Regions from separate parts of the Homo sapiens genome. Here regions 1 and 3 are each linked to region 2. Evidence: chromatin contacts called from ENCODE Hi-C data. All regions are on one chromosome and are shown on one strand. The core of a region is the stretch at or near the end of the contact, and the rest is flanking DNA. Distances in the headings are between cores, read along the strand shown.

Region 1 (3,606 bases), core at 690-3,189, 740 kb after region 2:
TGTTGCGCCATGGGGGAGGCGGAGGGACACAACGTAAAAGTGGGGGTTCCAAAAGGAGTCAAAAGGAGAGTATGGGGTTACCGTCACGCCACACCGAGAGAAGCGGAGACGACACTTTCACCCGGTGGGGGCGGGGGCGAGGCTCCCCCAGCGCGGACTCGGGTTCGGGGAGTGCAGGGCGCACTCTCTTTGTGGGTCTCCAAGCGAAGGCACAGTTCGGGGGCCGGGGTGGAGGGCGCGCTCTAGCAGGCCGGGCGCACGGGCACCTGCAGGAGGATCACCTGTCTGTTTTCGGATGGGTGGCACTTGTTGATGTGCCGCGTAAGGCCGGGCGAGCTGTAGAAGGTGGCCGGGCAGTACTTGCAGGGGAACACCTGGGCGGCGTGCAGCAGGCGCAGGTGGCGCTCCTGAGCGCCCTTGCTGGCGAACGACTCTCCGCACACTGGGCACAGGTGGCACTCGGCGGACGCACTCAGGCCCAGCACGCCGGCCCCCTCGCCGTCGCCGGCCGCCTCCTGGGGCGCCTTCTCGTCGGGCCCGGGGTACAAGGCCAGTAGGTCCTCGGCCGGGGGCGCTAGCGGCGCGCCCTTGGCCTGCAGCGCCTGGTGGTGCGCCAGCAGGTGCTTGCGTAGGTAGGCCTGGCGGCGGAACTTCTTGGCGCAGTGATGGCACTCGTAGAGCCCGTCCTCGGAGCCCGACTCGGACACGCCGCCGGGGCTCGGCGTGTCCCGGTCGCTGCCGCCGCCGGGTGCCTCCCGCGCCTCAGCCCTGGCTGCTGCTTCTGGCTCCGGCGCGCGGGCGGCGGCGGGCGCGGGCCGCGGTTTGTGCCAGCGGCGGTGCGAGGCCAGGTTGGCCGGGCAGCTGAAGACCTTGGCGCACTCGGGACAGCGGTACTCCACACGCACGATGCGCGAGCATTTGTGCTGCGCCAGCGCGAACGGGTCGGCGTACTCCTCCTTGCACAGCTGGCAGATGAACTCGCCCAGCGGCCGCGCCGCGCCCCCCGCGCGGCCCCGCGGCGCCTCCACCGGGCCCTCCTTGATCTTGAGCCCCAGCACGGGCGACGTGGTCACCTCGTCCTCGAAGTGCAGCTTGCGGATGGCCTTGGGCTTCTTGGCGCCCGGGGCCTTGACTGCCTTGGCGGGCGGCTCCGCGGCGGTAGGGGGCGGGGGCCGCTTTCCCGGGGGCCGCAGGGCGGCGGCAGGGGGCAGTGGGGGGCCGGGGCCCGGGCCGCGGGCCGCCTCGGCGCCAGCCGAGAACGCCGTGCCCATCTTGAGCTCGGCGGGCGCGAAGAGCAGCGGGTCGCCGCCGCAGGTGCCGCCTCCGCCAGCTCCGCTCGCGCCGCCGCCGCCGCCCCCTCCGAGCAGCGCGGCGGGCGTGGGGAAGGACTCGGCCGAGACCGGCGAGCCCAGGTTGAAGCTGCGTTCGAAGTACTTGTGCTTCTCGTGCTCGCGGCTCACGGGCCGCGTGGGACTGTAGAGCGGCGCGGGGTGCGCAGCCTCGGGGTTGCCGAAGTGCGCGGCCCGCGGGCCCTGCGGGGGTGGCTGCGGCCCAGGCGCGCAGGCAAGCGCGGCGGCGAGCGCTGCATGGGCGCGCTCCGCGGGCGGCGGCGGCGGCAGCGGCCCGGGGACCGGGCTCGGCGCCGGGGGCTCGGCGCGGGCGCCCCCGCAGCTGGGCGAGAGCAGCAGTGCGCGGTCGCCGTCCTCGCCGCCGCGGACCCGGTAGGAAACGGGCGTGGACTTCTTGCTGCGCTTCACCAGGAAGCCGCGGGGCATGTTGGCGCGGCCCGAGGGCACGGCACTGGCTCGGTCCCCCCTCCGCGCTCGGCCCCGGCGGCCCTCAGTGCCCCCGGCCCATTGCCCGGGCGCGGCGGCTGCGGGACTCGCGTGGCGCCGGCGACGGCTCGGCCCAGCTCTGCGCCCTGCACGCGCGTCCCTGTCCCCGGGCCCGGCAGCCGCTCCCTTTTAACGGGGGGAGGGGGCCATTGTTCTCGCCTCCCGCTTCCCCTGGAGCCAATCAGCGCGTCCGCAGCTCCTCAGCCTGGCAGGGTGGGAGGGCGATGGGGCGGCCAAAAGGGGGCCGGGACTCGGGGGTCGCCCGGTAGGTGCGGCAGATGTACCTGAGGGCGCGGGGCCCCCGCGCGCGCCCCTGGTCGCCCCGCCCGGCGCCGCCGCCCCGCCCGGTCCAGGCACACGCCCGGCCCCGCCTCCCTTCACGGTCTGCTGCTTCTCTATGGGGAGGCGCACGTGCCTGGGCTTTGTGTCTCTCCTCCGGGGGGCGCGGAGCCGCCAAATGGGCCCGTCCATCAGCGCGACAATGCACGCCCCCCTCCCGCGCGGGGATTACCCGCGGGTCGCTAGCAAAATAGCAACAAAGGAGAAGAATGGCCCCAAATATGTCAGGAGGGTTCAATCCGCGAGCCGGAGCCGAGGGGGAAGTTGTGCGCGCTGATTGGGTGGGGGCGGGGGCGCGCCGGGGCGGTGCGGGGGAGATCGTTGCGGAGGCGCAGTGGCTCCGCGTGGTGTTTGGGAAATAAACAAGAATCCGAGAGAGCAGCAGGGTCCGGACGGCCTCCGCCCGGACCTTGGACGGATGGGCCGCTGGACCCAAGAGGCCAAGCAAAAGGGTTCCCCGGGGTTCCAAGTGTGGACAGGGGGCCCGGCCTTCTGGCAGTGGCCGAGGGCGATGTTTGTGCTCGCAGCCTCCGCGCGCCCACGGGGCTAGAGAAGGTTTCTTTCGAGTTTGAGAAGGAATTGGCACGGCCTTCTCAGTCTCCCGAAAGCGCGGGATTGGAGCGCGGGCGGGCTGGGCTGGGTTCCCAGAGGAACGTGAATTTCTGAACTTTTGGGTTCTTGGAGGCTTGGGAATGGCATCTTTGGCGGGGCCCGACCCAGGCCGCCCGGAGCTTCCGCGTGGTCCAAGGCTCGGTTAATCCGGGTCGAGTTGGCCGAAGCCCGAAACGCGCGGTCGGCCTCGTGCGCCCCAGTGAAGTTGGCTTTCTCCTCCCCGCGCGGCCTCATGCATTTTCATTCCGAGCGGGCATTTTGTTTGCCGGTTGACATCAGATGCTAAATCAAGGGCTCCAATCAAGGCGCTGCGAAATAAAGGGGCTGCCTGTCTGGGCGCAGCCCCCACGGAGCCGTGCCCCCTTCACCTTTGTGAAGGAAATTAACCTCCTGCTATTGAGCTCCGGTCGCGGCCAATCTGGACGCAAAAGAGACGCGTGCTGGACGGGGGGAGGGGGGGCAATCTGTACTCTGAGGCAGGCTGAGGCCTCCGAGAGGACAAGCCGCCTCCCCTGTGCCACCAGGAAGAGACAACAGCGAAGATTCCCCCCGCCCCCACCCCCACCCCCACCTCCGCTGCCGTTCCGTTTGGACCCAGACTGGGCCGCCTGCCTCCATCCTCTGTCCAGCCCAGCCCCGAGGAAACACAAAAGGCAGAATCTTCGGGGGACAGGGCAGAGAACCCCACGAGTGCGTAGTGGCCCTGATCGTCCAACACTGGGGAACAAATAGCCAAGCCACATAAAATGTCATATGCTGTGAGGAAAATGTCACTTTATTGAAAGAGAAGGAAACATTTTTCTGCAAAGCTTTGTATACC
Region 2 (3,546 bases), core at 5-2,504:
TCACATTTTCTGGTGGAAAAGTTAAATGCAATTTAGCTGCAGAGGATTTGGAACATGCCCCAGTTTGGTATTTGTTTATACTTTATATTTTAAAAAGGGAAAACAACTTGATTTAATCTCTGATTTGTGTAGAAAACTTGGCTTGCCAACTTATTGAAATTCACAGCTCTTGCCCAGAGGAACTGGTCTTCCGCTAAAAACTAGCCTTGGTTTATGCTAAGGTGGCAAAAGACTTAATTTGGGAATTACATTTCTTCCAAAGACTAATTTCAAACTAGGTATATATATTTTTAAGTTGGTTTGCAGATTCACATCTACACCACCTCTTCCAGAGTTGGGGGATGTTTTCCCTCTTGTTTATCGTTTTGCTGGTGTGAATGCTGAGAATTAATTACTCTCCTTTGTAACACTAAGACAACTTTTAATGATCATTTGTTTCTTCTATTGTATGGAATGAAATCATAAGAAGTTTCATTTAATTGGTTTATTCATTTAAAGAGATTCCTTTAATTGAAATAGAGAAAAGGAAAAATAAAACCCTAGAAAATAAAACCAGGTTCTAACCACTCCAGGGCGAAACGCGTAAATCATTTTAAAAATGAATACCCCAAATTAAGAATTTAATTTTTAAAACTCTTTATGTCTCTCTCTCCACATTTGTAGTATGTGAAAGGCAAGAGAGACCCTTTGAATCAGGGAAAAGTTATTCTTTGAAATGACATCGGTGATCTGATTCCCTCTGTATTTCAACCGCATTAACTTCACACCGTCCACACTGGGCAATGAAGATGCTCAGAGTCAGGTCAAATTCACCCTCCTGAAAAACTGCAAATTAAGATGCTGTTGATTACACATCACCGGCTGTCTTAATCATCGTGATCAAAATCCAAATATTAAGGAAAGTGGCCTGGGAGGGTTACGTTTGGGCTTTTGACAGACCCTCAACCAAACTCTGACGCCCAGCCTGCGCGTTTCCACATCTTTTTCCAGGCAAGAGGCTCCACCAGCCCGCGTGGGGCTCGCAGTGTTTCTCTAGAGTGGCTAGACATCCCCCAGCCCCCAAACCCAGACACACCCCGACCCCCGCGAATGGTTCTGGGCTGTCAAAACACGCGGCGGCGTGTTCAGTCCCAATAACTCGCGTGATGATTAATGAGCAGCTTGATAATTTAATATCGCGTGTGATTAAATTATAAGGCGTGGGGGAGGGGAGCTCTGCGCCACCTCGGCAGCCCCGCCGACGCCGACCAGCTAACCGGACTGGGCTGCGCGCGGAGCCCCCTCTTCCCGTGCACAGTGCGGGGCGAGGCTTGGCGAGCGGTGGGTCTGCGCCTTCCCAAGGTCAGTGGGTCTGGAGAGGGGAGGACGGCGGGACTGGGGGTGGCGGAAGGGATGTCTTGCAGAGAGGAGGAGAGGTGTGGGCTCAGGGTAGCTCTGGTCTGAGCCGATGAGCAGGGCGAGTCATCGACTCTTTCCCCGGCAAAGGCGCGTGGAAGGCTGGAAAATGGCCTCAGGCAAGGGAAGATTTGTTTTTAAAAATTCCTCTTTTCTCTGCCACGGGGGCTTAGAGAGTCCCTAGGATTCGGAGACCCCTGGGGGGAAGGGGCGCCCCTCTGAGTCTCTCTCTGGATCCCATCCCCCCGACCCCGCCCCGCGCCTTGACTTTGTGGGGTTTCCCCGCAGGCCGGGCCGAGGTGGCGGTCGGGTTGGGCCACCCCAAGCCCCTTCTTTTCCCCAGCCCGCAGAGCCCGGCCTTGCCTAGTGCTCGGCGGGGTTCAGGCAGGTCCGGGGGAAGAGGGAGTGGATGAAGCCTGCGAGAGCCGGAAGCTGCGGGGAGGCAGAGAGACGCCCGCAAAACTCTAGGCGCAGAGTCTCCGGGGTTTCCAGCCGGATTCCTAGGGGAGGCGCGAAAACCCGATCTAAACTGAGGTTACTGGAGGGACTCCTGGCCGGCACTCTTTTCTCCTGAAGAGGTCGTTTAGGGGGGCTCAGGCGTGGCCACTCCTTCCCCTGGAAGAAGTGTGAGCGCAGGGCCCTCGCCGGGTGAGGGGGCCGGCGGCGCTCACACTGTCCCTGCCGCCGCGGCACAGTCCTGCCCCGGCCCAGGTAGGCGGTTGCTTTTGCTGCTATGCAGAGCCAGGTCTGCTCCGGGGGCTGCAGCCTCAGAGGGGTACCTCGAGAAACCACTTGCGGGACACAGGGAGAGTCGCCTCTTATTCCATGGCTCTGTCGAAGGGCTGAACTTTTAGCCCGAGGAGGGCAGGCCCTCGACAGGTAGGGATGTCCCCAGAAGACCCTAGGAAACAACACCTTGGGGTGGGGGGCGGGGGACGGGGGGGTTGTTCAGACCCAGAGCGGGAGGGTGAAAATTAAAGCGTCCTGACCAGGGCTCCAGAGGGCTCGGCGTCCAGGCTGTGCTGGCTGGATTTTCAGCTGGGAAATGGCATTCGAAAGGGGACCCGGTGGGCTGAACCCAGGCTGCCCGCTTTCCTTCACCCAGAGAGGCCCTGCAGAGCGCCAGAACGGCGCGCCTGGTGTCCGGTGCTTCGGGCTCCAGGTGCAGTGGCCGAACCTTCCTCCTAGACAAAGATGGAAGCTTCCTAGGTTGGGCTCCTTGGATATGCAGCCATGACCATTTCTCTCCCAGCTTCTCCAGATATTTGGAGGTAACACCAAGGAAGGGGAAAATCATGAACAACCAAATGGGCTTGTAAACAGAGGTCACAGTATAGAAAAAATATATGAGTGTGTGTGTACGCGCCTGTGTGTCTGTGTGTCTGTCTGTGTGTGTCCTCTCAAAACACCCAGAGAGAATATGTAAACAAAACCTGCCTAGCTAGAGCAGAAACAAGCCACAAATTGGTTCTAGGAGGCTCAGCCTGAAATGCCCCAAATTAGCAGAGGATGTAGGTTGTGACTGCAATTCCAGGATATTTGGAACACACAAAACCCTTCTTAGGAAAAAAAACAGTAAGTCAGGGGTTGGAGGGTGGGGGGCAGAGGAGAAGTGCTCCGAAGCTGCCCCGCGTCCTGGGCCCCCAGCGGCTGCAGACCTGGTTGCATCTTTCTCCAGGGGCCGCACCTCTCTGTCCTGGCCCAAAGGCCCTGAGAGGAGGCCACTCCCCTCAAGGTGAGTTAGTGGTAACTAAAGAGGATTTATGGACAAGGCTGTTGCTTGCGGCCGCCTCTGCAGCCGGAGTCATTTTAAGGAGAAGCAGCCTCTGATATTACTGCTGACGCTCCACCTCGGGGTACTGACCTGACCAAAGGCCAACGCTCTGGTTCCCGCATGCCGCTTTTGTCCTTGTTATGAAAATCATTCCTTAAATTTGCTCCTCATCTGTGCTGCTCTCAGACACAAACTGACCCCCTTATATCTGGTGCCACCAAAAATAGTGGCTGGGCCCAAGGAGAACAATTTAAAAGCCCAGGACTAACCTGTTTCTCCCAAAGGTACCACACCTAATTACAGCATTAATAGTGTGCGCCTGGTGGACGCATTATATTTCCCAGGAATTACATTTGTTTTCCAGAAGCTGGACTGGG
Region 3 (3,588 bases), core at 492-2,991, 600 kb before region 2:
CTAGTACTCGTTTTCGTTTTGGTTTTAGTTTTATTTCCGCCACCATTAATAATAAGATAGAGAATAAAAGTTTATCGTGGAAAGGTGTTTCGGGTGTGGCTCTCTCTACCTCCCCACTCCCGGGGCAGCGGCCGGGGAAGGGTGGGATCAGTACCCCAGCTGGCTGGGAGTGTCAAGGTGAGCGTCCAGCGCGGTGCAGGGCTCCTGTCAGGAAGACACAAGGCGGAACTTGTGTCCCATTCCTGGCCAGGTCCTCAATCCTTCTCTCAGGAAATCTTCACGTTTAATAGCCAACCACTCTTGGAATAGTGGGGGTGATTTCGGTGATGCGAGAGGGGCACGGTCCAAATCCTGTCTCCTACAGCCAGGCCCAGCCACCAGAACTCATCCCTCTCCAAGCAGTGACAGAAGGGGCAGGAGGCAAAAGGATCCCGATCTGCTGCTAAGGGGCGCATAGATCCGGCGCCCTCCTGTCCCCAAGCGCGACCGGCGGGAGGCCAAATGCATAGCTCCAGCTCTAGGTCTGAAGGACAAGTTCCTTTCTCCCTGGCGGTGGAATCTCGCACCACTCTATCCCAGGTGGCCTGGCCTCGTCTTTCTCCCAGCACCTGCAGCTTCAGGAAGTCTCTGTTAAACCACAGAATGGTCATTTCTCCTTCATTTAAATGAGGTTTTGCGCAGCCCTGAATTATTCACCCCTGAGATTGAACATCAACAATTTCTCTGTTTCTACCCTGCACCAAAGCAGTTCTGAACTCCCCAACCTGTGCAGCTAACTGTGTCCGGGAGCCATGCGGTGAGGGCCAAGAGGAGGAAACTCGTGGTTTTGAACATGAACTGATTTGAGGGGGTCAGGATCTGAGAGCTCTGAGGTTGAGCCCAGTAAGCACCAAAGGCATTGGGCTGAATGTGCTAGACCAGGAAGAGGGCATAGGGGAGAGAGTAGGAACAGCCGAGGTTTCTGAGACTCCCAGCGCTCCCCTGGAGGAGAGAACCCTCTTCCCCTCCCTCCTGCCCACCCCAAGGGTCTAGCTCTCCTTAGCCACCCAGAGTTGAGTATGGCGCCAGCGCGGTGACAGTGGCTGAGGAGCACATGGACCCTATCAGCCCACCCTGGGGAGCCATGGCTGCGGAGGCCCCGACCCCTTTGCCTCCGCTGTAGGGCCAGAGAGCATCCCTGGCTCCTAATCCACCTGTCTAAATGTATCTGTCAGGAGTGACTGGCTCATAATTCCTGGACTCTCTAGAGAGAGCACGCGGTGGGGCCACAGACAAGAATTACTCCTGGAAAAAGAAAAATCAGGTTTAAAAGAAGTGAACTCTTCCTCTCCGGCGGCATGAACACAGTACAGTCTCTGGCTCTGGGAGGTCCTGGAGACCTGGAGGAGGTTTGAGGGTCAGTGCACTGGCAGGAGGGTGCGAGAGTGGGAGCAGGGGAAGCTATGTAGAAGATTAGGCCTGTCCATGACAGCGTAGGTTTGGAGTAAGGAACAGGGAAAGGGAATGGTTTGGATTAAAGTGGGCACGCCTAAGCCAGGAGTTCCGCGAAGGCAGCGAAGAGAGGACTAAGCACGCACAGTATGCTCGGGGCTCCGGGGGTGCGGGGAGTGGGGACGCACCCTGCCCAGTGCTCTCCATTGCGGAATCTGCTAGCTTCGTCGGGCGCGAGATACCAAGAAAGGTTGATTTCCAGACCTTGGAGTCTCTGAGATAAAGGAACGCCACATCCCTGCCTCAGTCCAGTGGATACTCGTGATCCGGAAAAGCAGCTAAAGCCGCTTCTTCCCCCCAGTAGGTGAGGAGTCAACAGGCACACTCTAAAGACGAGGAAATAAAGCCGGTCGTGACACCGTGAGAGCTGGTTCGCCCAACTACCCTTTCAGGGGAACGTCCACCCCACCTCTGCTGCCGAGCTTGGAAAAGTGGCAAGGAGTCGCAGTCCAGGACAAAACTCCGCCCCCGTCCCCGTGAAGGCCGCCCGTGGCTGGGGGCTACTGTAGAGGGGTGAGTCTGGGGATTGCGCACGATGAGAGGGGGTGGTTCTCCCCGGTAGCAGAGTCCGCGAGCCTTCGTCTCAATCCTGGCCCCTTTCCCGCAGCCAGCTGTGCGCGATCGGGAGCACACAGCCCTCGCTGCAGCCTTCTGCACGGTCGGGCATAGGGAAAACCTTACAGTTTGTCGCCCCCTGTCGTCCCCCGGCCGGGTATCGCGGGTTCCCGAGCTGCAGGCTAGGCTTGGTGAGAGATGGCCCTAAGATGAGATTGCAGAAGGAAAAGAAACGTCTCTCCCACCTCCCAAGGAGGCAGCTTAGCCCTCTCCATGGCCCGGGGACAGCTACTAGTCAGCGCTGAGCGCACAGAGGTAAAGAGCTCGCGGATTCTGCGTTTTTGCTTGGCTGGGTTTGGCACCGTATTTCAGCGTCCTCTGGAAGCGGAGTGCAACAAAGTTCCGCTTCCAGGGTCGCGGGAGCCTGTTAGCTGAGGGCGCACTCAGAAACCTGGGGCAAAACTCCTCCGCCTGGGGCTGGACTCCTAGCAGGGCAGAGGATGGATCTGAGGGTACCCCAGAGGCTTCGGGCCCTCGCCCAGTTTTCCCAAGGCAGGAAAAGAAAGAGAGGTAAACTCTTTGCCGAAAGCGGGAGTCAAAAAGGAGGCGCGAAGGGGTGCCTGCCCTTCTGGGGACTGGGGGTTGGCGGCAAGGGGGGTTACTGATGAGAACTCCCTTGCTGCACGCCACCTGAGCCGTGAACTCAACACCCGAAACTTCACACTGCTAAACACCCAGGGGTTCGGTGACAGGGCCGCTCTTGGAGCTACAGTCGCCCCCACTTCATGTCTCATACTTGGCTTTGATTTTTGGTGGGTTTGTTTCCGGGAGTTAAAACAAGCAATAGGCCGGGATGTTCCCCGGGCCCATGCATTTCAAGGACTCCAGGAGAAACCTTAAGAAAAAGCTGATTTAAGTCCAACTTGGGCATACAGGTGCGCATTTCGGTTCTTGCGGGAAGTAACAGAGGGCAGAAAACACAGGTGGCACTCCCCGAGAGCCCTGGCCAGACTTGGGCCTAACAACGAAAGCTGGTACCCACCAGCAGCAGCCCGCAGGGGCCGCAGGGCCGGGATCCCGGGTCTTCCTCACGACGTCCTAGCCTCAGGCCTTAATAGGCCCGCTTTCGCTCCTGCATGAGTCCTGGCTCTGCTCAGGACCTGCGCTTTTACTGTGTTTTTAAGAGTTTTAAGAGCACTGAGCCATGAGTCCTGTGGTTCAAAATCAAAGTCAAATTGAGTCTCTTAATTTTCTTCTTAAATTTACGTTTGAAGGGGAAAATAAAAAAGCAGCTCGGGCTAAAAACGCACTTTATGCATCAGGTTATAGTACCAAGCTCCACACGTACACATGCCCGTAGTTTTGCAAAAAAGATCCGCCACATCATACTTAAAAATAAGAAGAAAATTGACGAAAAGAGAAATGAGGAGCTGCTAGCTGCAAAGAAACTATGGGAAGAAGAGCTGAGCCAGATCGGGGAGCTGCAAACCCTGGGGGAATGCGAACAACTAACAAACCAAAAGCTGGCTTGTGTAACAACAC

Evidence for each region. Hi-C counts contacts between places; a loop is a spot of excess contacts on that map. Pooled maps may share reads with other maps.
Region 1: a pooled map shows a loop between it and region 2 (10-fold over the local background). The contact joins the promoter of INSM1 here to the promoter of LINC00237 in region 2. A Hi-C loop is called at or near these places in 1 of 168 maps with a recorded cell type or tissue (naive thymus-derived CD4-positive, alpha-beta T cell), 14 of 37 single-sample maps with no recorded cell type and 12 of 50 pooled maps.
Region 3: a map of naive thymus-derived CD4-positive, alpha-beta T cell shows a loop between it and region 2 (13-fold over the local background). The contact joins the promoter of LINC01726 here to the promoter of LINC00237 in region 2. A Hi-C loop is called at or near these places in 1 of 168 maps with a recorded cell type or tissue (naive thymus-derived CD4-positive, alpha-beta T cell), 14 of 37 single-sample maps with no recorded cell type and 12 of 50 pooled maps.

The regions. Positions count from the first base shown.
Region 1 is chr20:20,366,437-20,370,042 of GRCh38, reverse strand. It overlaps INSM1 (INSM transcriptional repressor 1), which reads right to left and starts at 1,939. Exons shown (of 1, transcript NM_002196.3): 1 at 1-1,939. The coding sequence starts at 1,775. The coding sequence ends at 243. RefSeq lists an enhancer at 2,076-2,846.
Region 2 is chr20:21,104,066-21,107,611 of GRCh38, reverse strand. It overlaps LINC00237 (long intergenic non-protein coding RNA 237), which reads left to right and starts at 1,254. Exons shown (of 2, transcript NR_190203.1): 1 at 1,254-1,341.
Region 3 is chr20:21,701,738-21,705,325 of GRCh38, reverse strand. LINC01726 (long intergenic non-protein coding RNA 1726) reads left to right here and starts at 1,741. Exons shown (of 5, transcript NR_109878.1): 1 at 1,741-2,004. RefSeq lists an enhancer at 1,819-2,423.